Linked DNA regions of Mus musculus: all the other regions are linked to region 3. Evidence: chromatin loops called from intact Hi-C (ENCODE). Cell type or tissue: heart. All regions are shown on one strand.

Region 1 (5,000 bases), 160 kb before region 3:
GGGACTGCAGACTCAGTCAGCTGCAAGGGTTTAGGGAAGCGCAGTGAACATCATTCCTCAGGGCTGTCCTTCCCAGAGCACAGGGCAAACAGCAGAGATCAATACAGAGGACAGGAGGAATGAATTAGCCAGCCACATCAGCTGGGATATCAGAGGGCTCTACAGTGAAGCTGGACCACCTACATTGTTGTTTTCTGAAATGAAATATCAATATTTCACAATATCCACTTGTGATGTGAGTGTATTAAGTCACCAGGTTAAGCTCTGCAAACCACTCAATGCTAAGTGAGGATGCGTGATTACTATGCCGCAGTAACTGGCTAAGAAGGGGCCAGATGCTCCTCTTTTAAAGACCAATTCCTTAAATACTACCATTCTCTCTGTAAATAACTCCGAGCTTTGTATGAAAGGACCTACTCTGCCACTGGCTTCAAGAATGCCAAGAACCGCATCGATCTATTCAACTTACTGTTTTTTTTTTTTGTTTGTTTGTTTTTTGTTTTTGTTTTTTATAGGATGCACAACGGGGACAAACCAGGACAGCACTTGATCAACTTGCAGGCTTCCTAAGAGAACTCGTAGAGGCAGAGCTTCCCTCATTCAGCTGTCCAACTAGCTCTGGGTTGCATAGATATTTTGGGTTGCTTACATATGCCTATATAACATATATGATGCTTATATATTATGTAAGAATATACACACTATAATTCTTATGTAATATATATTGCTTAAGTACTACTTATATGCAAAAGAAACCCCTCATTCCCAAACCAGGGCCATAAAAATGGCCCATAATTTTTTAGGACCCTGCGACCCTTGGAATTCCATAAAGCAACCAGCCCTCTTCTGGAGACTCAGGAGGTCACAGAAATAGTTAATCTGGCTTCTCTGTCACCCTGCAGCCCAAAGGTCACAAAACCAAACAAGCTGCCTTATCTTCTACCCTGCAGTTTATCCTCCCTAAACCCCCACTTCACAAAAAGCAGTTTCTGGGTCTGGCTTCCCCAGGTCTGCCTACTCTCCACTATTAAAACCACAACCATCTTCCATGGGGAATAGAAACTGGGTCTTGAGCTCTGAAAGGCGTCTTTGCTGAGCACCAGGCTAGATTAAGGTGAAAAGGAAATGCATTTGAACTTGACTTTGGAGGATTTATGGTAAGGAATATACTAGCAAGCAAGACTAGCAAAAAGTTGGAGCCTGGAAGAAAGTGGAAGGCCATTCAGGACCGGGCGTGAGCTGTCAGCGTGGGAAAGGATAGAAGATTGGCAGAGGCTCACACGCTGCCAGCGAGAAGGCTCTGCAGCGGTGAATTCAAACGGACCCAGAACATAAATGTGCACTGTGCCATCTCAGCCTTATCACTGCGCTCTCCTGTGATGCAAAAGCTTTCAGCTCAAGCGTTTACAAGACATTATCAGCCTTGTTTTCGTGGCTGCTTCATATGAGACATGAAGGGGACTGGGGATAGAGAGTGTGGGAGAGTCTGGAAATCTTGAACAAAAGAGATAAAAGATCCCCAGAAAGCAGGAAAGCCAAGCTAGAGCTGGTGACACCCAGGACAGGACCCTGGGTGCCCTTCTTGGCCTCCAAGAGGAAAGCCAGAACTCAGGAGGCCAGGAGGCCCCAGCTAGCACCTGGGAAAAACAACACATGTTCTACATAAAGGTTAACTTTCTTTGGCAAGAAACTTTGGATTGTAAACTCCCTTGAAGGTACAGGTTTTCTTGTTTGTAACAATTTTGTTTCTCTACGGTGTTAGTTACAGTTAGTTTTTGAATGAATACATGAGTGGATTTTTCCACAGACCCTTTTCCATTAGAACTGCTTTAGATAGAGGAAGGAAGAATAGAATGGGGGTGGGGGGGGGAGAAAAGGTGATGCAAGGGTGGGGGAGGGAGCAGGGGAGAGAAGGAGACAGAAAGTGGAAGGAGACTAGGAGAGGAGAGTTAAGCGTGGAGCCCTAATGTGTCAAACTAAAAACCTTCCTCAGCTAATATCTTCCCTTAATCTAATTGTTTTCTGCCCTTCTCTTGTCCTGTATGTTTCCTTTTAGCACCTGCAATATCGGGTGGCATTGGGTTGGGTGTCCTCAGAAGCCTGGTAGACAGGCTGGCTGATGGGAGGGCCTTTTCCCCTGCCGATGCTGCAGACATCAGCATAGGCGCCATCCCTCCTCAGGGAGAGCCATCTTATCACCTGACCAGACATGAGGTAAATGCCCTCACACTTCAAGCTCAGAGAAGTTCTGGCCTCCCAGATTTCGCCTAGGGGCAGGGCCCGGATGGCGGAAGAGAGGTTTCCTAGGAAGCCTCGCAAAAAGCTTATTTCAAGTTCTTAGGTCAGAGGCTCTGCAGACTGTATCCCGGCAAGGAAAGCTTTATGGACTATGGATGCCACTCATACCATTTAAAATGCTAATAAAAATGTCAGCTGAGGTTGGGCAGAGTGGTACGTGCCCACGATCCCGGCACTCTGAGAGGCTGAGAGACGGAGGATTTGCAGGAGTTTGAGGCTGGGCTACGCTAAAGCCAGCAATAGCCACCTTCCTCTGCGCATAATGGATGGAAGGAAGAAGGAAGAACTGGTGTTTGAAAAGATTAAAGATGGAAACACAAAACACTGGGCCAGGCCTACATGCATACAGATCTGGTATGGAACTATTACTGCTGCTGCAGATGTATTCTGCATTTCAGGATAAAAGGTTGCTTACTCTCTCTCGTGGCTTGTATAAATATATCCATTGTTTAACTCATATTTTCCTTTCTTCCCTTTCCTTCTTTTTGTTTGTACAGGGATTCTCTAGGTAGCTCAAGGTGGTCTCAGGCTCATGGTCCTCTTGCTCCAGCCTTCAGAATCCCAAGATGATAAACCCTTAGATAGGACTAGAACCGACATTGTGCACACTCACTGGAATGACCTATGAGCATGCGTGCTTGCCCAGGTGGGAGGGATTTTAATACTTCACTCTCCCACTGACGGAATTGCAAAAGGGGGCCTCTTTAGAATCAAAAACCCACTTCTATCTTGAAAAAGTAATAACCCACTTCTAACTTGAATGTACTTATATTTTTTTCACTTTCTTTTCTCCTTTCAAAAATGGCCCCTGCCTGCCTTATATATCTGCATATCATGAGATGAAATATAGCCTTCCAATGAAGCTTGCTAACCTGGGCACACTGTAGTTCTTTAGCCATAGTCTCCCTCATGATGTCACTAAGGTCTCAACTTACTCTCCAATTCTAGACGTTGTGGCAGGCTTCCAGGCTCCCAGGCCAGAATCGTGGCTAATGGGTAGTGAGGAGAAGGGTGCGTGTCACCTTCCAGAGGTGGGACTTGCCAAACTACTGTGGATTTGCTCGAGAAACCCAAACATGGGCACAGTGCTGGAGCAGCTTGGGACAGATGGAAGCTTTTGCCAGTTCCTAATGTTGCCATTCACCCTCTGGTTCCGATTTCTCAGCCACTCAAGGACAGGATGAACTGAAACAAAAAAGACTTCTACAACTAATACTTTGTAGCACACACACACACACACACACACACACACACACACACACAAAGGTCAGAGTTTTCTAGGAAATCAAAGCAATGCTGGAGAAAGAGGGACAGAAGGGTTATTCTGGAACCCTCCACAATTCCAAACATTTCGTAGCAGAATTAAACGTTTTTAGAAAGTATGACAGGGATATTTTCATTATATTATCCCAGTTATCCCTCCTGCCCTTGTTTACTTTATTATTTTATGTTTATAGCTAAATTAATTTTTGCATTGCCAGAAATGTCCAGTTGTTCCCGAATGAGTGACAAGAGCATTGACCTTAACACAAGAGCACAGCGTATCCGAGATCCATTAGCACTTTTGTGACCGAGTGGCAGTGTTCTCTCTGTCAGTAAGTGGGACTTCACACTTGGCTACATCATGTTTTCTTTTCTAATCACTTTATGTGTGTGTGTGTTTTAAATGATTCCTCTTTATTTTCTTACTCCTATCAATATATTCTTCAGGGTAAACCTGTGGCTTTTCTTTTTAAAAACTGTTTCCCAGGGGCTAGGTTGATGCCTCAGTGGTTTAGATCCATACCGCTCTTGCAGAAGACCCAGATTTCATTCCCAACACCCATATCAGGTGGCTCACAATCACCTGTAAACTCCAGCTCCAGGGGTCTGATGCTTTCTTCTGACCTCCTTAGGAACTTGTACTCATGAGCACAAACCCCCAAAGAGACAACAACTCACCCTCTCAGCAGAGCTAATGCTCAGACAGAGGTCACACCCAAAGAGCCAGAGAGTGGAATCAGACAAGGGCACAAACATTGCTTCTTTAAAGCCACATCACATGACTTTTGATACCAAACATCTGAGTAGTAATCCTCTATTGTTTTATATCTGTATATCTGGAATTTAAAAGACAAGTGTTTATTGAACACTGACCCTGGGTCTGGTATCACTGCAGATGAAGGCAATTTGAGAGCAGTAGCTAAGTTGAAGCCAATGACCTATAAGATGACATATCAACTAGGAACCATATAGAAGGTGATAGAGCAACCAGAAATCAGAGATAGAGGCAGTTGGGTGGTACCTCTTCGAAGAGATCATATTTGTATCAACACTCCTTTGTGTGTGTGTGTGTGTGTGTGTGTGTGTGTGTGTGTGTGAGAGAGAGAGAGAGAGAGAGAGAGAGAGAGAGAGAGAGAGAGAGAGAGAGAGCCAACTGGTAACCACCATTACAGTAAAACATAAGCAATATGGAAGTAACTATTGGTTTGAGGTACTATTGGAAAGTGTTAGACTTGGTGATAACACAGAGTGATATTCTAGGAAATTTCCAAAGACATCTTCTGTGGAGAAAGGGGTAGGGAGGCAGCAGAACCAGAGGCCATCTTAGAAGCCTGTGGTAGTAGTGATGAACTAATGTGGTACCCAAGAAGGTTCATCTAGAAATTAAGAAGAGGATGGAACCAACGAAAAGAATTAGGTGTGGCGCTCAGGTTTCTCCC
Region 2 (5,000 bases), 87 kb before region 3:
AAATTTGCAAACACACATACAACGGGGTCTTCTGTCTAGATAAACGTGCTCCAGGGATGAGTTAAGAATCTGCTTTCCTGAAGAGTATCCTTTGAGTGTGTGTTACAAAGGCTTGCTTTGCATTACAGATGTAGAGAAAAATACCAGTTACTTGGACTTTAAGTTTTTCAGTTTAAATGTCAATGAAAACGTTCACTAAAATTCTTCTCTTTTTTAGGGTTCGTATACTGTTCAGTATACCAGGCAAATGTTAAAAAATACTTGTGCATCTCTCATAAGTAACTAATTTTTTTACTAGAAAGATATTTCCTGGGAATTAAAAAGTAATTAAATTCCTAATCTTAATGATGCTGAATTTTATACTACTATTTCAGCCAGTTAGGATTTCTACATAGGATTATAAAATAACCTAGATGTTTAAATATTTTATTACAAGCTAAAGGGCATGATACAAGTACTCGCTGTAATTAAATTTTCCATCTTATACAAACGCTCCTACTTTTTAACTCTAAAATTAATTACTTGTATGGATTTTGTTCAGAGAGGATGTCATGTAGCCTAAGCTGGCCTAGAACTCACTATGCAGATGTGGATGACTGCCTTGATACCCCTGCCTCTTCTTCCCATGGGTTTTGTGTGCATATTCTTTATTTAGCTTGCGAGCTATCTTCTTCCACTTAGCTTTCAGCTCCTTTACTTACTCTCTCCTACTTGGAGGTCACTCAGCCATCATGAGAAAGACAGGCTACAGGCAACGGACATTCACTTCACCTTGTGAAGAGCCTTTCCTGAAGGTTTGCCCACTGAGTTGAGTTAGTGACTTAAGCTTTCTAGCTTTCTAAAACAAGTATGATAAATATAAAAAAAATCAAATATAATAAGTTTGAACCAATGATGAACACGGTCTGGGGAAAGACACAGTCATGGTTATCTGAGGTTTATACCTCATTTAACTCATTTTACAACCCATTAACATACGAGGAAAAAGCAGATGGTAGGGTGTGGAGTACCCACAAAACCACAAATTAAGCAAACATTCAAAGGTTTCACGATAGCATTTTAAAATTGACCCTAAATAAACTAGGAAATTATACAATGTGGTGTGGAGGAGTGTTGGGGAATGAACTCAGAACCTCCTACAGGTTCTGCCATTGACCTACATCCCCAGCCTCTGACAAATTAGATCATTAGAGTGAAGACCTAGTTGCTTTCGTAACAATCCTCTAAAGCCATCAACATACTGCCTGGATATTTTAGGAAAGATGATTTCTGAGGAATGTCCGCTCAGTGTTCTTTCTTGACCCTCACACAGCCTGGTGATTGAGAGATTGATGGAAGATGGCCCACAGGACCCTTCCCTCAGCAACTGGCTTCACAGAGTTAAACTAGCCAGTGCATCAGAGAACTCAGAAGAAACCCACCATCCACTGTGCCTTCCCGGCTTGGCCATGGCAAATCCTGTGCAGAACCACAGCTCTCAGCCACCCCTGTCCCCACACTGCAGTCAGCGGGCGGGGGACCCTGAAGCACATGCTGTTAGGACTAGTGAGTGAGTGAGCAACGGTTTCTTCCTGGAGTTTCTCTTTCCCTATCCCAGGCAACATCTCCTCTTCCATGGCAACTGAGTCAGGGCTGGTGATTGACGAGCCTCAGGCCGAACTGCAAGTAGAACCCAAATCTCGGCTGACAGGGAGCCAACCAACCAGCTACGACTGAGCAAATCTGCCTTCGTCTCCTAGGCCGTGCAATGTGCTGAATCTGGCATTCACGTTTTATCTGCTGTTGGTTCCTGGCTCCTAAAGGATTCCAGCAGAGCTCCCTTCCAATCCTTTCATCTCTCTGCCCTCCCAAACAGGAGCTCGAGGTGAGGACACCATGTCCCAAAAGAACTAAAAGACCTGGGACGTCTGAGGAACTTTCTAGATCTAAGTGGCTTTCATCTTCCAGTTCTGTGCTCACAACTTCCATTTCTGCACCTCTCACTAGGTGGCAGGATTCAACTACCAAAGAAAGAATGTTCCAATAGATGCTCGAGAGCAGAAATTTTCAAAGAAACGTCGGTCTTCACAGGGAACATTTATGAAAGGGAAAAAAGAATATAGCTACAAAGGCGGTGACCCATGGGCTTCATAGAGGCCTAGATTCATTTTAGCTATAGCTATGCAACAAGAAAGTAACCTTTGATGCCTTCCAATACTGGCACAGAATTCTACAGTTCCATGTTAACATTTGATGAAAAGTTTTTTACTTTCTTGCTTTCTAACTTCATTTTAGCTGAATGCCAGTTCGAATCTAAATGAGATTATGGGTATTATGCTAAACTGAAAATCAATCTAATGTGACAAAGATAAACAACGTATTAAATAGCTATTAGGTGCACCAGAAAGCTGTAATTAATGCATTGTAAAGAATCTGTGAATACACTGACGAGACTCAGCAGGCTGTACTTATATAGTTTATGCATATATATATACATATATATGTACCCATACATACATACATAAATACATACTTACATATTTAAACATTAAAGAAGAATCCAGAAATTGGGGAAGGAGGGTACATAGGCAGAGTTGGAGGAAGGAAAAAGAGTGGAGGGAAATAATGTAATTATATTTTAATAAAATAAATTTTTTAAAAAATAATAAAGTATCTATGACTATCTTGAGCTCTTAGCCACATGAGTATAGTCAATGGAATATACAGTTCTTTAAATCCTTAAAAGGCTAGTCTCTTAAACAGATCTCATGACAGTTCTTTATACCTTAAAGATTATTGCCCCAAACTGGTCCTTTTACGCCTGTTGCACAATAAATGTCACTACCAATTATTTGTTAGAGCCCACCAAATGTCCATGCCCAGTGGTTACGGGGAGCTGAGGCCTGTCTCCTCTGTGGAGAGTCCAGCAACACATGAAGGAGAGAATGCTATGGAAGCAGCTTAAGGTTGCTGGCTGTCAGATGATAATTAACCAGCCTGTATTTCACATGATAGGATTAGCATTCCCTCCGTTGATTGATAGCTAATTATATGACATATGGTATACATTTTCCCACAAAAATTTTTTTTTAAAGCCACATTCTCGATAAGTTTACCAACAGCGCAGAAGACAAGCAAATGACCTGAAAGACCATCAACAGGTTGTTTTCATCCCCCTCCCCACCTTCCCCGCATCCAACAGCCTCTCTCGGTCCTCCTACCTTTGCAACTTGCAAAGGCTGCTGCTCCTCCTTGCCTCCTTGCAGTCTGAACCCCCAGGGCGCCCCTCCAGTCATGGAAATGCAGATGAAATCTCCGGTGCCCATCTTCTCCTTTCAGTTGGGCAGCATCAAGAGCTTGAGAAAGCCAGGGGAAGCCGCGGTGCAGGAGAGGACGCGTCTTAAGCTGGGCTGGTGGTGCAGAGGGTGCAGGACGCAAGGCTGCCCCGCTGCCGGCTGCGGGGAAAGTGCGCGGAGGCCGAGCCTCCCCACCGCCCTCCCAGCACCTGTACCGCCCTCTCTTGCGTCACGCTCTTTGCTCGGCCCACTTTTCAGCTAAAAGGACAGAGCCTCGCACTAAAAGAAAAATCCCTGTTTGGGACAGAATGGGGCCAATGGAGAGCGGGGAGGACAACATTGCTCTTGCTTTAGCAGATTCCGTGCCAGCACCTGAATAGAACCGAGATTTAATTATTCTATAAATAGTAGCCGGGCTGTGGGAGTTTTAACCTCCACAAGTAAGCAGCTAAAACGTAAGCTCTCTCATTACTAGAGAGTTAGACTTTCTCAAAGAAACACTTCTATGTTTGCCACATTGATGAATGAGAAAGAAAAGATAAAACAAGTTTCGTTGCTGTTCTACCTGCTGCCCGAAGAAAGCAACCCTTTAAGGGGTGGGGGGAATAAAACAAGAGCATTTTTGAAAATGTTTTCTGAAATTGTGCTTTTCTGAACTAACATATGTTTAGAGGAGGAGAAGGAGGGCCTTCCACAGTAAACTATCTCCTAATAACTTTCTATCGCAAGGTTTAAGATGTTTTCGATTTTGCTGGTATTGTCTGAGAATGCATGCATACCATGTGTTTAGATCCAATCCATGTCCTGGCCCCTTTCCACCCCATCCTTCCCCTCTTCCCACTGCTACAACTCCCTTCCAGTTTCATGTGCTCATTTGTTAGACGACGGAGTCCTCTTGGTGTCACCAATCTATGTGGGTGAAGGATAATCTAGTGGTAGCCTCAGTGTCACAGCCCCTGAGGAAAACTGGCTCTCCCTCTCCTAACCGCCTTCAGCTGCCCAAGCTCCAGCCCCTCTTCCCCCCATACAAAGATAATCAACGTGATGCCTAAACATTTGTGCAGTCACCGTGACATGTGCTACAAGATTTCTGTCAGAGGATTCCTCGTTACCTACTGACCCACTAAGGCCTGGTGGGCCTGGAATATTTATGCCTTCCCAAGGCACATTATCGAAATGCCATCTGAGCAGGTGCTGACAGAGCTCTGGCGTTCCAGTGGGAGGGGCGGGGCAGCAGAACCAGCAGTGAGAGAGGATGTCCTCAGCCCTCCCTCTGAGGCATTTTCCACTCTGTTTACTAAAAAAAACCTCTCTGTTCTGAGGCTGAAGGTGGTATGTGGAGGCACTGCTGCTCCTGGCTGTCTACATTCCCTCAGGAGGATCACAGAACAGGGGACATGCACACCAGCGACAACTGTTGGTGCGCAGAGCTCAGAGTTGCTGCCTTTCTCAGTCTTGGAGCACTTGGGCATGCCTCACTGCTGGGGCTGCTAACACCAGGCAAAGATCACAGACTGCTGGACTTTTGCAGCAAACACATTTCACAGTGCTAGAGGGGTTACAGCTCAAATGTCTTGTGTTTGAACACTTGGTCTGGTGGCACCACTTTTGGAGACTGTGGAATCATTGTGACTGTGTCTAACCTAGCACAGGTGGGTCACCAAGGGTGGGCCTTAAAGGGCCATGTCCACTTCTGGCTCTGGCCAAAACTTTCTGCTTCATATC
Region 3 (5,000 bases):
AATAAAAAGGGGAGGGGGGATTGGGTGGGAGAGATGATAGGGAGGGAGGGGGATGGGGGGGGATTCAGGATCAGGTATGAGAAGAGACTCAGGAGGGATGGCCAGATGGCCATGAGAATGAGTGGAGATCTGTAGCTGGAAGGGGTGAGAAGGAGGGGGCATCTAGAGGACATGACAGAGACCTTGGATAGGGAAGATACCCAAGAATCAATGGGGGGTGACCTTAGCTGTGACTCACAACACTGGGGATATGGAACCTGAAGAGGCCATCCAGAGCCATCTCTTTATCTCATGTGCTGCTGTTTACCCTCCCCCCACCCCCACCCCAAGGCAGAGTAACTTAATCTTATACTTCCAGAAAGTTACCTTTTTGTGAGTTTGAATAATTTTACACTTTTCCCCTCAATGGTGCAATAGAGCCAACTACAAAAATTCTTTAAAATATAAATGTGATCTTTGAGTTGTATGTAAACGATAAATGGTGTGATGTTTAGTATCACTCAGAAAAAAAAAAAAAAATCTTCGGGCAGGCACATCGCTGCAGGCACGTCGCTGCGGGCACGGCGCTGTGTATTCAGAGGCTGCCAGAGGCAGAGGCTGAGATTGGGATTGCTTCTGGGACTTCAGGCTAGCTTTATGGTAGGACTGCCCTCTTATTCATGAAGGCCCTGGCATCTGAACTATTGAATCATCCTTATGGTCAGCTCCAGCAGGGGCATCAGGTGCCAGAGGATCACCCAGAACTCCTACGCTCTTGAGGGTCTCCTTGTGGAAGAAACTTGAGGCTAATGTGGCTGTGAAGCAGCACCCAGAGAAAGGCCTTCCGGTTTCAGATCATGTGACCCTGTGCTCTGCGACGTCAGAGCTGGAGGTCGTGAGCCAGAGACAGGGACTCTGGGATGGTTTCTGAAGATACTGGCCCAGAATGAAGCCCCGGACACAGCCTGTGATCTGGAGTTTGGGACCAGTACGAGCACTCCATTTGAAACTTTTAAAGATTATGCCACGCAACGCTGAATTCATTCTAGTGGCAGGGCTTGCTGACGTCACTGGCAAACCAATAGCCCCGTGTGAGGAGGAACAAACCTGAACCCTGTGCTGCCAGGCTATGTGCGTGGGTGCAGAGTCGGGAAAGTCGCTCCTCGAGCTGTACAGGAACCAGGGTGTCCACCAGTCTTCTGGGATGGAGACTAACAACACACGGTCTAATGTTTACACACTCTCCTCAAACAAGATCATGCAATTTGTGGAAAGAAATACTGAAAAAGAGGGAAAGTGACTGGAGGTGGGGGTGGGGAAGAGAACTTGTGTGTGTGTGTGTGTGTGTGTGTGTGTGTGTGTGTGTGCGCGCGCGCGCTTGTGCGTGTGAATGGGGCTAAAAGGTAAAGAATGTGCTTAGGGATGGGGGAGAGGTGGGGGAGGGGTGGGGTTGGGGGAGGGAGGGGGCTCGTGCAGTTTTACCCTTCTATGGTAGCTTGTCTACTGGTGATGTCATTGTTCAGGTCTTCTTTAGGCAGCCATGTTGTTCTAGCAATATTGTGGATGGTGTTTCCCTCTCATTTCTCAGAATTATTCTTTCCCAGAGATGGGTCTCATACTTAGTTATCCAATACCAAGTGGTCAACCCTGAAATTTTATGCATACAAACAAAACTAAATGATCTCAGTAGTTTATAGCTATATATTTATATGTGTGCATATATGTGTGTGTACTCATAGGTATACTTACATACATGGATATATAAAAGTCAATATATTAAAATATTGGTTAATTATACATAATTAATCAATATATTAATATATATTAAATAAGGGAGTTGATGAATGTGAGAGAGAATGAAGAGGGAAGGATTGGAGGGAGAAAACGTGGGAGGGGTTGGTGGGAGGGAAGGAAAGGGAGGAAATGATGTAATTATATATTAATTAAAAATTTAAGGAAAGTGTCTAGTGAGGCAAAGACAAGAAATAAGAAGAGTTGGGCAGGCGCTCACCCACAGTATCCTGGCTGCCATTGGCCAGGAGGTGACTAATCTTAGGCGTGGTTGCTGGGCCTCGTACCAGCATCAGCACCAGTACTGTGCTTTTCTCCTCTCCATCACAGTGCTGCCCAGAGCCATGACTCAGCACTGGGCACTGTCCGCTCTGTTGTTGCTGTGTCCCTTGATTGCCAGGGTACAGAACAGGAGGTGGGTGCCGCTGTGGGAGTGCTGGCCTCTTTACACCCTTGGCTTTTAGGTTACTATGACGTTGCCTGTTGTGCTGGTGCCTTTCAGTCTCAACAGCATCTTTGTTTTCCTATGCAGAGTCAAGGAGAAGTTGGTAAAATAGTAGAAACATTTAAAATACAGTTTTTCCTATTATCTTAGTAAGTTTGGTAAACTGTCTTAATTTCTATGAAATATATGTCTATAATATATATTAATCTATCTTTTATTAATTTGTTTTAGAATAGTTTTAAACTGTTGGATAATTTTAATAAAATTTATAAATTAATTTTATGAAGTACTAGCTGCTCTAAGTTTGGCTAAATGTTACTCAAGTTAGACAAGTGGTTGTGACCATTATCTTGGACATTACCCACAGGGGAAATGTTTTCAATTTCAGTCTCATGGTGCCACCTAGTGGACACATTCTATAAAACAATTTAAAATTTTTGGCTTCCTGGGTTTATTGTTTAGCAGCTTTCTGTAACCCCTCTCTGTCCTAGGATAGACAATCTACAGCAAAACTTATGTGTCTAGAGTTTTGTGGACACATGATCTGTGTCAAGGCTTGCCCTCAACCTAGAATCTTCCTCCCAAGGCCTCCCTATGGCCCGAATTACAAGCTTATGCCCTTACTCTCAATGTACTTTGTATTTACAGTGTTTGTAACAATGCAGAAGCCCAAACAAAAGCCTAAAGATCTCAAAAAATTGCATGGGTTTTCCTACACAGGGATTCATCCTCTTGAGCATCTCATCTGAGTTTGCTTTGAAGATGGAATCTGTGACAGGTATTACATCTCCTTCCATAGCTTTTCTTGGTGGCGTTGGGCAATGTGGTCTTTCTGCCCATGCCCCGGCCTTAAAGAAACGGCACATTCATGCTTGTCTGTCACCTGTCTGCTCCGTGCACGGGAAGCATCGCTCAGGCAGATAGTGGCTCAGAGACCAAGGCAAGACTGTCACCACTGCCTGAAAGAGCGAGAGCAACCTGATCGTTAAAATAGGGACGCTCACAATACTGTATCAATGATATTAAGGACATGTTGACTGACCCTGTAATACCTGGTTCTTTAATGTAGGAAAATAATCCAAAGTTATTTTGTTTTTAATCAATGATAGCATATTAATGCTGAGTAACTTTTTATTTATTTAAAATGTTCTTTTTCATACAACATATTTTAGTATGAAACTCCCCCAGATCCTCTCTACTCCCCCCCCCAGCCAATTTCATGTTCTTCGTCTCCTTCTCCCTTTCAAAAAAAGAAACCCAAAACATTAAGAAGCCAAAATAAAAACAAACAAAAACCAATAACACAAAAAAATTACTAAAACACAAAGTGCACACATCAAAAACACAGAATTCGTTTTCTGTTGGCCTGCTGTTCCTGGGCACGGAGCCTGCCCTGAAACGTGGTTGATAGAATTAGAGACACTCCACTGGAGAAAACGATTTTTTTCTTTCTTTACTCGCAGATACCAGTTATAGACCGCTTCTTAGGGGTGGGGTCTCGTGTCCACTTCCCCTTCTCAGAGCTGAGATTGTGTCTGGTTTGAACCTGCGCAGGTCTTGTGTGCTGCCACGGGCTCTGTGAACTCAGAGGTGCATCCATCCTGTTGTGTCTGAAAAACAAAACAAAACAACAATAATAACAATAGCAACAACAAAAAGCTGTTTTCCTGGCCATCATCCATCACCTTTGGCTCTCACAATCTTCCCACCTCCTCTTCCACAGAGATGCGTGAGCCTAGAAGGAGGGGTTGATGGAGATCTCATATCTGTGTGGGGGTGGCTGAGTGCCCCCGCGTCTCCTTAGTCTTTGCACAGTGTCCAGTTGTAGGTCTCTGTGTTAACAGTTCCCATCTACTGCACGAAGAGGCTTCTCTGATGAGGGCTGAGCAGTGTTCTGATGTGTGGGTAAAGCAGTGTGTTATCAGGAGTCATTTTGTTGCTGTGTCCCTTTATAACAAGCAGTAGGTTTTCCTGTAGGCCCATGACCTATCTAGTGTCAGGTTCCTGGCCACCTTAGCAGTATCAGGTATGGGTTCTATCTCCTGGATTAGGCCTAACATTCAAGCAAAAAGTGCTCAGTGATGTGCATAAAGTTTCTGCTACTATTGTGCTAGTAGGCTGATTGCTATTGTAGGTCCTAGGGTTGGTAGCTAGGCAACATTAACGATTACTTTTCTCCCCAACTAGCATGCAGAGAGTAACTATGAATTCTAGGAGTGAAACTTCTACTTAGCACCAGTGCGATTTCTACATATTTGATATTAGTTTCTTTAGCAATAGGGTCTAACCATCAGTCGGTGGAGAGTAGCCAGTAGACCTGGCAATAGCCTGCAATGTTTGCACAGTCTATAGGACCCTGTTGGCCAACTCTGAGCGGTAATTTTACGTACACAAAAAGGATACATTTTGTTCAATGAAGACATTTTAATAAAAATAGTATCAATAGACTATTCCACACCCTTGATAGCCCTAAAACAGGAGAGACAAGTTCATCCTAGTCCTTGACCTTCCGTGACCCTGTCACTTACATGCTGATAAACTCATGCGACATGGCAGCAGAACTAATAATAGAAAAGGTGGGGGGGAGAGTGAGCAGGAGTGGAATAGAGGCCAAAGGTAAAAGCGTTCTTAGAAGACACTGCTGGGGAAGGTGTGGTGCAAAGCCCTGGCTAAGGAAAGCAAGCAGCTTAGCTGGCTCTGGAGAAGGAGGAATTTCATACACACACACACACACACACACGTGCACACATGCACACATGCACACACACACATTTCTGCACACACT
Region 4 (5,000 bases), 64 kb before region 3:
CCTGTTATAATATCTATCTGTTGATCTCTCTATCTGGAGCTACAGACATTAATTAATACCTGTTTATAGCAGGTAATTATCAACTGTCCTCTCTACTTGGAGTCAGTGACTAATTTTCCCTATATTAGTTCCAAACCGCTGGTGAAATTCCCCACGTGATTCGGACAGAATCTATATATAAGTCTATCCTAAAAGCAAATAATCCCAATTTTATAAATTCACAGTTCAATCAATCTCTGCCTTAAGAAAAAGGCAACTTCCATCTTCTGTCTCCTGACTCAGACCAGCCTGCATTCCCCACAGCAGGGGGCTCAGCCAGCTTTCTTTGTTCCAATTTCCACACTCAAGTCTACATGACTCAGCACTACTCAGCTACTCACTTAAAAAAAAAAAGAAAGGAAAAACACTCTCTCAGGCTAATAATCTTAAATTTCTAGTGGATCGTAAATCTTAAATTTCTAGTTGGATTGCCCAACACAGTGGTTCGCCACCTGTTGTGGTAAATATTAAAAAGAACTCCAAGTTCCCGCGCTTCTCTCAGCTACTCTCAGCCTGGGGACTCTTGACAGCCAGTTCTTATCTCTCATGGAGACTCTCTGACTCAGCTCCAAAAATCTCTCCACCCAGCTCGCTAAGTTCTCACTGGTGGGTCACTACCACCCCAGCCCCATACTTCAAAAACTCCCACAGCCTTTGTGGTGCACATCTGGCAAACCCGTGCTTTGCCACCGTACCTTTTTCTCTTGAACCCAGTTGAACCACTGTGTGAAGGAAAACGCAACACAAACTTAGTTCAGAAACAATGGTAACTCAATCACTGGGCTCAACTAGAATCCTAATCTTGTAAGCCACACTCATTCTAAATTCTCCAGTGGCGAATCCTGGTGGAGACACTAGTAACTACATCTTGCTCTCTTGCTATCCCCGTCCAAAAAGCCCCTCGCTCTCTCTTGCTTCCTCTTTTTCTCTGTCCAACCCAGAAGTCCCCACCAGGATCCTCTTTAAGAGCAGCTTACATTCTGAATTGCTGAGTCATCTCTCCAGCCCTATGCTGTTCCTTTAATGGCTGGAGAAAGATTACAGTATTTGTAGATGGCAGATAGTATGCAGGTTGTCTAAGTTTAGTACACTATAATCAGAAAGTAACTTGATTATATGTTTACTAATAAATTATTTTAAAGAGAAGATTTTAAAAATTATTAAATAAAGGCATACATTTTATGTTTATAAGGAAAGAATGTATAAAGAGATTGTATGTTTTTATATGGCTTTTATAAACTGTACCAGTCCCACAGTAAGTGTCTTTTAGAAAATTTCACCCAAATCAAAGAAAATGATTTTATAAACTTTTTTTTTTTGTGGGGGGGTTCGAGACAGGGTTTCTCTGTATAGCCCTGGCTGTCCTGGAACTCACTTTGTAGACCAGGCTGGCTTCGAACTCAGAAATCCACCTGCCACTGCCTCCCGAGTGCTGGGATTAAAGGCATGCGCCACCATGCCCAGCTGATTTTATAAACTTTTAAGAACAAAATAAATTTATATACTTTATCTGAAACACAATGAGTATAAAAATTAAAGGCGAATGCTCATATTTCTTATTTATTGAAGGTTCTGGGCACCTTCTTTCTCACATTCTTTCCAACAGCAAAAAAGGAGAAAACTATTCTTTTCAAACATATTATATTTAAATATGCTCAAAAAGTCCAGCTATGCACTCAAATAGAGGCAATTTGCTATGTAACAATACCATGGGGAGTGGGGTGGGGGTGGAGAGAATTTTGCTATAAGTGGTAAGGAGAAGGCTCTTTGGGGAATATGGGAGAGAAGAAAAGAGAAGAGAAGAGAAGAGAAGAGAAGAGAAGAGAAGAGACGAGAAGAGAAGAGAAGAGAAGAGAAGAGAGAGAAATGGAGCAAAGAGGGAGAGAGACAGATGTAATTGACAGTTGCATAAGAATATACTTATGCAAGAAACTGAATACTTAACATTGGTGATAGCTCTATGTGTCAGTTGTATCTTAACTGTAAAGAGATTAGTTAAAACAGACAATGAGATGATATGGACAGAATAATTATTCTCACCAAAGCTTCATGTATTAAATTTAAATATAAAATTCAGACCTCACTATCACTTAGGCTTTTGAAAAACTTGTTAATTTTTCTTTTGCTTTAGTAAAAATTAGCCAAGATATCAACCTCTGTGTAAGTATTGATATTCAATGCAACTTGCTAACTGTTTCAAAGGTTGATACATTCTGTCTACTTTCCATTTGATATTTTCAAGAAAATTTGAAGACATAAATAAGTATTATGCTATTGTCTAGTTCTTAACTCCATTTAAAAAGAGGTTGCTTAAACACTTATGCATTCTCAAATTTGACTAATATTAGTAGCAGAGGAAGCACCTGATTTTGTGTTGAGCCTGAATTATTTTTATTTTAATGTCAAAATGTGTAAACTATCTAGTCCAAGTCCCCTGTGTGACCATAGCAAGTATGTACACAATTTGACAACTGTGGCATTTACTTTGGTTGTGAGATTGGAAGGTTTTCTGCTGTGGCACCTGGTGTGTTGCTATGACATCTTACCATCTGTTTGTGAAGTTATTCTGTTAATACATCCAATTAAAAATATAGTTGTTCAGCTTTTTGTATAATCACAAGAAAACGTGGAGTGCAAATGAGTAAAATTTAAATGTGAAACCATGTGATCTAAGTCAGAAATTGTGCCTCACAGAACAACATGTAAATATTTTCCTGGGTCACATACATCCAGGCGTGAACTTGATACAACCATCTTAAAATAGCACTAATGTTTGACCATTAAAGCTCACTGTTAGAAATTTTCACACATTACCAAGTGACATTTCCAACATTAGCTTTTTTAATAGAACCAGATATTCCATACTTAATTTGTCACCCATCACTCTTGGCGCATGTTCAGGGCACTCTGTAGGCTCACTGTGGTAGGACTATCCAGATGCTATTTTGGGCACATATTCCATGGATTAATCGTTAATTCCCCTCGTATCTCAGTGTCCTTGCTGATTAGCAGCCTGGGACCTTGCTACATATTGAGAACCAGAACCTCAGGCCAAGGCATAATTAATTGTCTGGAATACCAAAGAGATTGACAGGGAAAGGTTAGGCTAAGGTGAGAGTTCTGCCGTGCAAATATTAACTAACAGAAATTATGTGCTATGTGAGTCTGTAGTGGAAATTTGAACAATGGGCAGACCCATCAAACTGGCCCCAGCAGCCTTTATGACCAGACAACCTAGTTGTTATATCTGGAGAATGAGCATGGGGATTATTTTAGGCAAACTGAGACACTGAAACCCAGAGGTCATCACAACCACTAAAACACTACCCTGAACATCATCATCTAAAATGTTAAAATCCGTAAGTATCACCACTGTCTCTAACATCTAAAAAAAAAAAACCAAAAATTGCACCCAGAGAGAATAGAGTCTTAAACACAGACATCTTAGAAGCTGGAATTCCCAGGAAAACCTATTCAAAAAGGGCAGAAGAGTCCCAGGGAAGGAACTGATGCAGGCTTAGCTGTGCACAGGATGCAGTGTTAAGCAGAGCAAATGCATAGAGACCTGGTTCTATATCAGGGTTCTCTAAAGGAACAGACTGATAAATTGATCTGTATTAAAAGGTGTTTTACAAGAGTGGTTTACAGTTTATGTGGCTTACTAAAGGAGGAAACCAGGAGATTGAAGGGTGCTGAGTCATGGGTAAGAGGTAGAAATCCTACTACTTACTCCAGCCTCTCCCTGGGACAACTAGACTGTCTTAGCTGCTCCCTGGTGTCAGATTGGGCTGCCCATTCAGGTGGATTAGAGAAAGAGGGTGGAGAAAGGTAAAGGCCAACCGGAGGTTTCTTTCTCTCTTTTCTTTCATCTCATTGCAGATGGGGCAAACTGATTCCAAGATACCTCCAAAGTCGTTCAACTGCCTTCTCAAACCTGGGCAGAATGAGGAATCAAGCAAAACCCCCAAGGCATGCCTGCTATACTCCCTTGCAGTGAGTTTGACCCAGCTATATTCACAGAGCCTTTTCATTAACCAACCCTAAAAATAACAAACATTATGACAGACTTCCAAGCAATTGGGCACGCCAAGTCTAGGCAGGATTTCTGGTTAGACATAGGTAAAGGCAGGTACTTCTATCAGCCTGGTCCTTCCTGTTAGGATCATGGTTGCTTACTGCCACTCATTTATGACCTTATCAAGTTTAAAGACGACGCTAAGAGGAAAGCTTGTCAGCCTCCTTCCTAAATGGATAACCGAGGAGATGATAAGACTTACCCGATGATAACAACTCTACACAAGCAGAACAGGTGCTGTGGGTCGGGTCAGTCTCTGGGCACAACACTGAGTCTACCGCTTTGTGTAAACCAGTAGGTTCCGTTTTGTAAAGGAGCCAGTGAGTTTTGCTTATTTATTAAAAGGCAAATTATAAATTATTTATTATGGTAGATCACTGTGTGCTTTCTATAAGGCTTACCTGGGGGGCTTATCAAGCCACATAGGTTAACAGTATGCACATAGGTAGTATTAACTTATGTGTTGGTTTGGGTTCAGATTCCTTTTATTAAGGTGATTTTACAAAGCACTATCTTCTAAGCCAAACTTCTGCCACATCATGACATGTGATCAGCTGTGGCAATTTACAGTAGATCCCCTTGGCTAGACGCTTCTGTGGCTGGATGTTTTTTCATAACTGGAAAAAAGGCGCTGGAAACCTTCAACAAGTTACAAGGGTCAGAGGAAGTTATTTAGGGATTTACAAAATGGCAAGTTTTAATACATTGCTATCAAGGCTCTATTTTTTTCTATTTTATTTTTATTTCTATCAGTGGAGTCACTGGTATACTTTCTATAACAGTTATAAGCACTGGCATAGAGAATCAAATTGTATTTAACTGCTTCGTTTTTACCCAAGTTTTATCTAAATTTTACAGTCATTCAAAGTGCCAGGCGGGTGTTCTG
Region 5 (5,000 bases), 220 kb before region 3:
TGGGCGCTTGCTCTGTGGAGACCTAGATTTCAGTCTGGCTTTGGAAAGCAACCATACCTCTTAGGCAAGATCAAGTACTGCAAAACAGGTCGGGTCATTGACCCTTTGTCCCCAGAGGGAGTTGCAGCAGGCCTGGGGACAGTGAGGTGCAGTGAATGAATGGGTCAGTGGGTGTTGTCAGGGCAGGAACACACAGTGAGACTCTATCTCAAAAATAAAAGGGTTTGTGTGCGTGTGTGTGTGTGTGTGTGTGTGTGTGTGTGCACCTCTGTGTGCTGAGAGAGTATTTGCATCATCTCGGGTAATCCCACATGGAATTTACTTAAGAGGTGATTATCTTTTGATCATACCAAATCAAACCAGTCCCTTTTTCCTCCCCAGCATCAGGGATGGATCCTGGAACCTCATATTTTCTGGGCAAGCACTGTACTGTTGAGCAATGCCCTGTCCCCAAATCACAGCTTCTTAATTCCTAATTTTGCGGGAATTTTTGTCACTCGGTATTATTGTCACTAAATTTGAGGGTTTTCTTTTGTTCTTTCTCACGGATCTCCGTTTTCTCTTGGTCCTCTACGGTCCTGGTAGCAGTGAGCACAGTCTGGCACATACCAGCCTACAAGGGCTGGGAATTTGTTTGATGGAGTCTGTTCAGCACACTTGTCTGAAATGTAAGGTGTGGTCTACGGTTGCTTGGAAGTATTTGACAGGGACTGTGCTGGCTAATTTTATGAACTTGACACAGACTAGAGACATCTGAGGAGATGGAGCCTCCATTGAAAAAAAAAAAAAAAAAAACAAAGGGCCTCCAGGAGGCTGAGCTACAGGCAAGTCTGTAGGGCATTTTCTTAACGAGTTCTTGATGAGAGAGTTCAGTCCAATGTGGGTGGTGCCACCCCTGGGCTGGTGGTCCTGGGTTCTATAAGAAAGCAGGCTGAGCAAGCCCCGAGGAGCAAGGCAGTAAGTAACATCCCTCCATGGCCTCTGCATCAGCTGCTGCTCTATTTGAATTCCTGTCCTGACCTCCTTCAATGACAGACAAGAATGTGAATGGGTAAGCCAGATGAACCCTCTTCTCCCCAGCTCGCTTTTGGACATGGTGTTTCTTCACAGCAATTATAAGCCTAAGACAGGGAGGGTTGTCTGTCTTGGGGGAATCTTCCAATGGGGTCTGCATAGCAGGAAGGGTTGATCCCCCCACCCCAGGTACATCTAGGGTGGCTGCTGCCTCAGCTGGAAGTGTCACCCTCACAGGTCCCAGTGATAACTACTCGTCTTCTTTGAAACACTGGAAGCTGGCGAGTCTCGCATTATAATTCTGCTTAGTAGTACTGTTAGGATGCCCAAAGTGATGGGTTTTGAATTACCCAACTATCTAACAGGAAATTTCTTTGAATTCTCTCGGGGGGGGGGGGATGCATAAAGCCAAGGAATCATTCCTTTTGTTTAGTCTGCATTTCTTCTTGTGCACACCCCTCCTCCTTCCCTCCATCCTACCCCCTGCATCACCAACCCCCTTTTTCATGTTCTGTTGGGTTTTTATTTTATTTGATTCATTCCAGGGCCTCACACACACGCTAGGCAAGTGATCTACCACTGAGCTATATATTCCTAGCCCTGACTCCATTTTCTAAATCGTATCCCTTGCCTAGCCAGAGGCTGTGACCCTGTCACACAAACTCGCTGTCAGAGCCGTATCCCCCCCCCCCCCACCTTATAGCTATGTCTTTCTTAGAGACTTATTTCCATTTCCATCAAGCTCCCATAGTATATAAATTTATGGTCTATCTTCGGATGAAAGGGTCCTTCCCAAGCCTATTGTATGGAAAGCCATTTATCCAACACGGAACTTCATGCGGAATTTGCTTGCCCAGCAGACAACTAGCAGGTCTTCTGGAGTGAGAAGGCAGGGTGGAAACAATGTAGCCATGGATGCAGAGTACTGGCGTTGCCAGCAGGTGTATGTATCAGCCTCACCCACTATCCAAAGCTCAGGACCCGCACAAAAACTACATTAAGCCTTTTGAACCCAAGAAAGAACAAAAACATCTCCAAGTTGGGTCAGTAGATCTAAATGACAGGCCAACAGAGGAAGCAGAGGGGGCAAGCTCTTCAGTTTTATTTCCCCTTTTTAACTTCCTATTTGACAGGTCGTTATTAAACATTCTGAATTTCAGGTGTTCCATTAAGTAGCAAACCACCTTCCCTCTCCCGGTAAATCCCAGGAGTAAAAGCAGTGTGGCTGGTTAGGAAGGCAGAGCACACACTGAGTTGTTAACAGAATGCTAGCTCACAGTGTACAACCTAGGGCAAGGTCTCCAGCCTTTGTGCCTCGGAACCCCATCAACAATCCATAAAATGGGCACAAAAATGCTACCTCCTTTACCTGGACAACCAATCAAAAGGGTATTGTAGGAAAGATACTCAGCTGATGCCGGGCTAAAGTTTTTGTAAACTCAGTATTCTCATTATAGTTTATGTAAAACACTCACATATTTTACGACTATCAATAAGCTAATTGTCCTTCCTACCTTCTGCCCACACTCTAGTCCTCGGAAGCTTTGAAACTGTGTGAATGGCCGCCCCAGCTTCTGTCCCTAACTGACATCCTGATAGGGACTGCAGGTCTTCATTCAGGGTTGTCCAGTGTGTCAAAATGTCATTCCCCCATCAAGAAGAACCCAGCACTGTACTCTTTGATGTCAACTTCCAAGAACACTTTCTGTTTCTTCCTACGAGGCACATTTCTTTTTCATGCAGGGCCAGCTACTGTCCTTTGACTTTAAACTGTTTCTCATGCATATACCAGGGACCTTTCTTTTGGATCCATGAGATCAGATCTCTGCAGAGTGCTTTGAACATTTCTGAGTGCTCCCATTGGCAGAGGCAGGAAGGAGGGAGATTGAACAGCAGGTCTTGGTGGGCTGTGCTTAGGGACTCTAAACTATCATTTCGGCAGTGGTAAACTACACCGGATGTAGATAAACAGATCAAGAAAGAGATAAACAAAGACCCCCAATTATACTGAGTTAGCTGCCAATCTTCTGACCAAATCAGTAATCTGAAACCTGTCTGGCAGAATTTTCTGTCCTCACAGTGGTCTGGGTGATGGGACCCAGGAACCTGCATCTGTGTGCCCAAACACACCCCTAGCTCCAGATTTGACAATGTTAAGATTAAAATTCTCTCCATTCAATCGCCTCTGAGTGGCTCTTTGACTTCTGAGAGCCAAGTGGTGGATTAGTGTGCACACATCGTATGGACCACACACTTTAAACATTTTAGAAAGTGACTTTGTCGAGGAAACAACTGCACATCAGTGCTCCTGCCTCGAGGAATGGAAGCTCACGGGGTGAGATGCGGTGTCTGGTCATTCAGCACTTTTGCCTGCTGTTTGGATCTTATGGGAATTTGCTGGTCTGCTTTGTGGCTGGAAGCCAACTCTGGTAGGAAGTCAAGAGAAGAATTTCAACTTGGTATTTTCCCAGAATACTTGTTGACTCCGCCAGCAGCTTTGAAGTGTTAACAAAAATCTCTGTGTTCCCCAGAGTCCAGTGATATGGGACATAAGACCATCAGGGGCCAGTGTTTCTGGGAATATCGATGGTTGGAATTTACATACTTTTCTCATGAACACGCACAGTAAAACGTTTAAAAGCAAACGCAACAGCTCTGCTTCAGGTGAGGTGAGCGTGCTCTCCTGGCTTCCTTCTGAAAGCCTGTGAAGAATTAAGCCTTTCAGAAAACAGTCACTTCTTACCGACCTTGATTTCAAGTGCCCTTCCTTCCTGCCTGGTTGGTGGGGACTCCTGAGAGAGCACAGCTGACTCAGGGGAACTCACCTTGAGATGTGAGCGCTAAATGACTTAAGTGACACTGGGGAAACACTGAGTGCTCACAATGGGCTTCACTGGCTGTGTCGGAGAGCTTTGCCCTTTCAGAGGTAGCAGAGACCATTCACATTCTTTCTCCCAGTGACTGCAAACAGGAGAGCAGCCTCAGGTGCCGGTTCATTCCTTTAAAGGAGAATCGTCTGTGACATTGCAGATGTGACTACTGATGCTCTAGTACAGGCTGTGGGGTGATCTGCAGTTGTTCTACACTGAGAGATGTTGGCACTAACCAGAAGAGCCGTTCCCAACTTGGGGGATCCAAGAACCCTTTCACAGGGGTCGCATATCAGATATGCTGCATATCATATATTTTACATTAAAATCCATAACAGTAGCCAGAATTACAGCTATGAAGTAGCAACAAAATAATTTTATGGTTGGGGAGTCACCACAGCATGAGGAACTGTATAAAGGTTCGCAGCATTAGGAAGGTTTGAGAACCACTGCTCTAGAATAAAAGACGCCAGCTTATGTTACATAACTAGCTATAGCTTAGACGTGTTTCCCCCTGCTTACAATTAGTTTCTTCTTGTGCATATTAAATGGGATTGTTGACACGTGGTATTGTCAACAATCACTGTACATAATAGCAGTTTACGAGTTCGAGAATGATCATCCAAATGTGCAAGATAAAACATAGCTCTAAAAAATGTGACAGTGGATAGTCTAAATACATACACTGTGTATTAGCTACTCTCAAAATAGAACTTGTTTATGATCGAAGTATTAGAGATAGGCTAGTGAGTGTTCTTAGGTTATGGTGTCAATGTAGTTCCCCCCAAAAACAGGGGCAAATGCTGGGCTTGTATTTCCATGCTACCTGCCTGCCTCCTGGAATCTTCATATTGTGTGCTCACAGCGCCTTGTTCCTGCTGGGACGGGAGGCTTGAGCCTCTCGGAAGGAAAATTTAGCACAGTCCTTCAGTTGTGGCTGGGATTCCCTCAGTGGATAAAGCATGCAGTGGATCCCTCTGGGTATAGATCTTCAGGTACTCAACACAAGGCACCCTCGGGGATTCATTATCACTGTTGTTGACAACAGAAATGGACTTCGTGAGTTAACAAAGGTGAAAGGAAGAGGGAAGGAGCAAGCAAAACCAACCAACAGAG
Region 6 (5,000 bases), 55 kb before region 3:
ATGAAGCTGTGAAAGTGTAGTCTGGATTGCATCCAAGACCCCAGGATGCTAGAGGTGCTAGACTCACGGGATGTCTGCCAGAGACAGCTGCACACAGGGAGCAGAACCAGCCCAAAGCTCGTGGGGGCAGAGCCATCTAAGTCCTTTGACATCAGACACAGAGCTACAGGATTTATGAAGTCTGCTCTGTTGGGTTTCAGTCTTGCTCCAGTACAGTGTTTCTTCACTGTGCTCCCATCTCTCCCTTTTGGAAGGTGACGTATAATCTGTGCAATTTTACTTTGGAAGTATGTAATTTGATTTTACAGGAGGGTGTGCAATTAAGAGATTGCCTTGAGTCCCAGAAAAGAATTGGAATTCGGACTTTTAAATGGCATCGAGACTGAATGCATTTTGCATTGCGATATGACCACAAGCCTATTGGGGCCAAGAGTGTAGAATGTGGGGGCTTGAATGAGAATGGCCTCCATAGGCTTATATTTTTGAATATTTGGTCCCCAGTTAGTGGAACTGTCTGGGAATGCTTAGGAGGTCTAACCTTGTTAGTGGATGTGTGTCATTGGCAGCAGGATTTGAGGTTTCAAAAGGCCAGGGGCATTTCCTGTGCTTCTCTTTCTTCCTTGTGCTCAGGGATCGAGATGTGAGCTCCCAGATACTGTTTTAGCACCGTGCCTGCCTGCCTGCCTGCCTGCCACCATGTTCTCTGACATGATGGCTATGAGCTCTACTCCTCTGAAACTGTAAATCCTCAGTAAAAACATTCTCTAAATTGCCTTGGTCATGGTGTCTTATCTAAGGAGGTGGAGGAGGAAGAAGAGGAGGTGGAGGAGGAAAAGGAGGGGGAAGAGGAAGAGGAAGAGGAAGAGGAAGAGGAAGAGGAAGAGGAGGAGGAGGAGGAGGAGGAAGAAGAAGAAGAAGAAGAAGAAGAAGAAGAAGAAGAAGAAGAAGAAGAAGAAGAAGAAGAAGAAGAAGAAGAAGAAAGTTGCGTGGCCTAGATCACTCACCAGGGTCAGGAATGGGGGCTGTGGCTTGCTTGGGGACCCTCTATGTCTCCCTCTTTGCTTCCTGGCTACTGTGACATGAGCGGCTTTACTGTGTCAGTCCTCCTGCCTGTCACGATGCTTTGCATCTTCAGACACCTATAGCAGTTCAGCAAGATGACTTAGGACTGAAACCTTAGAGACTGAGACAATGCAAATTATTACCCTTTAAATTGGTTTCTTTTTTAGTGATAAACAGTTGACACAGTTGCCTCAAAATTCCTAATACTGTGGGTGATGGTGGCTCATGTCCTTAATCCTAGCACTTGGGAGGCAGAAGCAGGTGGATTGCTGAGTTTGAGGCCAGCCTGGTCTAGAGAGTGAGTTCCAGGACAGCAAAGGCTACAAAGAGAAACCCTGTCTCAAACAACAACAACAACATGTCTTGATAATGATAATTCTAAAAGAAGACCTGGCAGGTCTGAGAGGATCTATATTGAGCATAGATGGATTGAGCTGAGAAGACCCGCCCAGTGTGTGGGACATCATTCCCTGGACTGGCATCCTGGACTGCATAAAAAGAGCCAGACACAAGCACTGATTGCTCTCTGCTTTCCTGACTGTGCCCGCATAGTGATCAGCTGCCTCAAGCTACCGCATCAAGATGGATTACTCCCTTGAACTGTGGACCAAAATAAACATTTTCTCCTTTTAGTTGTGGTTGCCAGAGTATTTTATCACAGCAACAGGAAAAGTTACTCAGGTAGCTTTTGATTAGTCAAGCTTTAGGGAGCTTTTATTTCTGGTTCCTCAGAAGGAGGCACACAGTGAGGGCAAAATCACTAGGCTGCTTTTATTTCATAAAACTTTCATAGATTCCCCAAACTCGCAGCTCGGCTGCGGACTGAACTCATACTTTCTCTCTGATAGTGAGACATTTTTGGAGTGTGGCCTATTGGTCCTGATTTTAGGGCCAAATAGGTGTTTCTCAACTGTTTCTGTCCAAAGGTGAGCTAAAAGTTATCTACCTTTGACACAGGCCAGTTCCTGTTTGTGGGTGGGGCACACCCAGTTAAGTGGGCAAGCCCACGGAGGTCCTGCAACCCTTTGCTTCCTTGAGGACACCTCAGCTGAGCGTCTCGTTTCACACAGAACCAGGCTGTCGTGGGCCTTCCTTCCTTCTGTGGTTGTGCTGGAAGACGTCATCAAATTGTCTGTCCACGCGCCAGATTCCTCTGGCCACTGAGCACTCCCCGACACGCGTCGCTTCCAGTAAGGCGAGCGCAGCGCAGCGATTCAGTGCCACCTGTTGAACCCAGAGCGCGCCCTCCTCACCCCACCCAAGTCCCCTGCCACCGGCTCCGGAGGATCTTTGACAAATTGGAGGAGGCGGGGCCTCGCGAAGGAAAAGCTTAGAGGAAAAGACCCGGAAAGAGGCGCGAGACCGCAGTGGGAGGTGCGGCCCCGCCCCCGCCAGGGCGCGCCGCGGGAGCGAGCGGGTCCAGCACGCGCGCGCGCCCGGGCGCCTGACGTGGCACTAGCAACCCAGAGCGACTCGGCGGCGGCGGCGCGGGGCGCGGAGCGTGCAGAGCAGGTACGGCAGACGCGGGGCGCAGGGCGCAGGGAGGAGGGTGGGGAGGAAGGGGAGCCACAGGTACAGCAGGTTCGGGCTGAGGGTGCGGAGCGTCCACACGCGGCTGCACCGCGACTCCCCATCAACTTGGCTCTCTGGTTCCCGGAGGAGGAGAGGGCTGGAAATATTCCGAGGGAAAATGGCAACTACAGTGTTCAGCTCCGGGACATCATTAGAGGGAAACGCGAACTTGTCCCGGGTGACAGTGGAAGGGGAAGGGTGTCTTTGTAGAATCCGAGCGCTCGGGGTTTGGATTCGAGGCCGGTTTGTGCCAAGTGGCTCTCTGCCATGTCGCCGCTTGCAGCTGAGTCAGGTTTCTGCAACTTGGTGTACTGGGTGAGGAAGTTTGACGTGGCAGAGAAGGGTGAGGAAGCGAATTCCTCCCAGGACCAGGGAAGAGGGCTGGGCGGCTTCCAGTCCCCTGCTGTGAGCATCGCTGTCCCGCTCCCCTTCCGCAGCTGCTGCGTGGGTGCGCCGGTGCGGTCTTCTGAAGGCTCTGGGCTGCACGGGGCCAAGCGACTGCCACGTCTCTCTAGGCGCAGTGGGAGGAGGGAAAGTGTTGTCAGGAACACAGTGAACTAGAGACCTTTGTCTGCCTTTCTGTCCTCCGTTAGCAAGACAGTGACCTCATCATACTCATGGTTGCTACTCGGAAGCTGAAGGTTTAATATGAAAACAAAGCTAAATCATGGATGTTAGTCTTCACGTTTGAAATTTGCATGCCATTTCCAGAATAAAGAGATCCCACGTCTTACTTAGAAGGTATTACTAATCTTTACCTTAAACCACTACCTTAAACCGCAGCAACGAGAAAGAAAGGAGAGGTACCCAAATGCTTGATGGAGAAACTGGAAAGAAACTAGAGAATCAGGGTTTCACAACTAATATGGCTTTTGGACACTTCATTTTCTAAAACAGAAAACTGAGGCCCAAAGAACCTCTTCAGTTTACTGTGTCACAAAGCTTTGCATGGGCAGATAGGAAACAAATCATAATTCTTTTGCCAGGCTTCAGAGCACCTCCTGTCTTGTAACAAATGTTTTTTTGAAAGCCAGACATGGTGGCACACACCTTTAATCCCAGCATTGGGGAGTCAGAGGCAGGCAGATCTCTTTGAGTTCGAGGCTAGCCTGGTCTACAGAGTAAGTTCAGGACAGCAAGGACTACAAGGGAAACCTTGTCTCTGCAGAAACCAACCAACCAAATAAACAAAAGTATCTTTTAAAAACCTCTCTAGGAGATATCTGTTTTAGCAAAACATGGAAACATAAAGTGTAAAGCTAATTGGCATTTGGGCTCTGAATAGAGTCAAGATGGGACTGTTATATTTGTGATTGTTTATGACTACCCACATATGAAAGGCTTTTTTTTTAGCTCCTTAAATATAGGTGCCTATGTTCTTAGAGGTGTGACGTCATCTAAGTTAGAGAGAAGCCCTAGCATCTTGGACGGAGATGGTTGGAGCTGCCACTGGCTTGTCCCATTATGACTCACAAAGACTATCATCATGTCTATCTCAGGTTATATTTGTTGGACTATGGCTTTTCCTTGTCTTAAGTACAGATTAAGTAGACTAATTAGAAGGCACCAGGAAGATCCAGGTTGTGAAGCATCAGACTGCTTGTAATCATGGTGGTCAGTCAGTTGAACGGCATGGTGCGCTCTCAAAATGTGACCATGGAAACCAAGATGCAGAGTTGTAGGAATACTAATGAGAGACTGTTCAAAGCAATTCAGGCATCCAGGGGAAACGTGGTAGCAATTACTATTCAGATCTGTGCCTGTGAAATTTCCTGGGACCCCCGAAATGACATTACTGGATTCCTAAGAGATGTCTTAAGCCATATTCAGGGGATAATAACTATGATAAGAGTGTTGTATAAAATGAAGATTATTTCCAGAATGGACACACTTACTTTTCTTCAAGACATCTGATATGTTTCTTGATTGCGTTTCTATTTTTAGTAGCATTTGATATCTAAAATCCTCTTGCTAACTTCTCGCCTTTACTTCTGCAGGGTTATTCTGCAGTAGCTCTTCTTTGGAATGATATTTTCATCATGAGCCAACAAGGCTATGTGGCGACACCCCCTTATTCTCAGTCCCAGCCTGGAATGGGTATCTCTCCCCCTCACTACGGACACTATGGGGACCCGTCCCATGCATCCTCTCCACCAGGTAAATTATTCTTTTTACTTATATATGACTATTCAATCCTCAGGCTTAGAGACGTGGGATATCTTAGTTGGTAGTCATTGAGTGAAGCCGTGGTTTGATATAACAGCATCATTTGGAGAGCCTCGTACAGCAAAACACGCACTTATCTCACAGATCTACTTCTTCAACGTAGACTTCTTCATATCTTTCCTGTGCCTGGACCAGTGTTT

The links. Hi-C counts contacts between places; a loop is a spot of excess contacts. Peaks named below come from ENCODE experiments on the same cell type or tissue, not always from the same donor. Only the 100,000 strongest peaks of a DNase experiment are listed, where the experiment ranks them.
Region 1: a loop joins it to region 3, with 7 times the contacts of the local background. A loop is called at or near these places in 41 of 42 quality-filtered maps.
Region 2: it touches region 3 in a loop (6-fold over the local background); 26 of 42 quality-filtered maps call a loop at or near these places.
Region 4: it touches region 3 in a loop (4-fold over the local background); 6 of 42 quality-filtered maps call a loop at or near these places.
Region 5: a loop joins it to region 3, with 2.6 times the contacts of the local background. A loop is called at or near these places in 3 of 42 quality-filtered maps.
Region 6: a loop joins it to region 3, with 2.5 times the contacts of the local background. A loop is called at or near these places in 6 of 42 quality-filtered maps.

What each region holds. Positions count from the first base shown.
Region 1 is chr3:123,163,362-123,168,361 of GRCm38, forward strand. The region is part of intron 1 of Synpo2 (synaptopodin 2); the gene reads right to left. Among named protein-coding and RNA genes, the nearest start is that of Synpo2, 70 kb to the right of the region's middle. In heart, no CTCF peak of the experiment used is centred here; no DNase peak of the experiment used is centred here; H3K27ac peaks cover 3,113 bases.
Region 2 is chr3:123,232,703-123,237,702 of GRCm38, forward strand. It overlaps Synpo2 (synaptopodin 2), which reads right to left and starts at 3,447. Exons shown (of 5, transcript NM_080451.2): 1 at 3,201-3,447. The coding sequence starts at 3,305. In heart, a CTCF peak has its summit at 1,985; DNase peaks (open chromatin) are centred at 1,619 and 3,489; H3K4me3 peaks cover 3,472 bases; H3K27ac peaks cover 3,111 bases.
Region 3 is chr3:123,319,707-123,324,706 of GRCm38, forward strand. The region is part of intron 8 of Sec24d (Sec24 related gene family, member D (S. cerevisiae)); the gene reads left to right. Among named protein-coding and RNA genes, the nearest start is that of Sec24d, 55 kb to the left of the region's middle. In heart, a CTCF peak has its summit at 2,617 (motif pointing left); a DNase peak (open chromatin) is centred at 2,115; H3K4me3 peaks cover 416 bases; H3K27ac peaks cover 2,210 bases.
Region 4 is chr3:123,255,912-123,260,911 of GRCm38, forward strand. No RefSeq gene overlaps it. Among named protein-coding and RNA genes, the nearest start is that of Sec24d, 9.1 kb to the right of the region's middle. In heart, CTCF peaks have their summits at 300 and 881; a DNase peak (open chromatin) is centred at 540; H3K27ac peaks cover 527 bases.
Region 5 is chr3:123,104,509-123,109,508 of GRCm38, forward strand. The region is part of intron 4 of Synpo2 (synaptopodin 2); the gene reads right to left. Among named protein-coding and RNA genes, the nearest start is that of Myoz2, 72 kb to the left of the region's middle. In heart, no CTCF peak of the experiment used is centred here; no DNase peak of the experiment used is centred here; H3K27ac peaks cover 907 bases.
Region 6 is chr3:123,264,963-123,269,962 of GRCm38, forward strand. Sec24d (Sec24 related gene family, member D (S. cerevisiae)) reads left to right here and starts at 2,534. Exons shown (of 23, transcript NM_027135.2): 1 at 2,534-2,574; 2 at 4,632-4,791. The coding sequence starts at 4,674. In heart, no CTCF peak of the experiment used is centred here; DNase peaks (open chromatin) are centred at 59, 2,349 and 2,979; H3K4me3 peaks cover 2,496 bases; H3K27ac peaks cover 1,979 bases.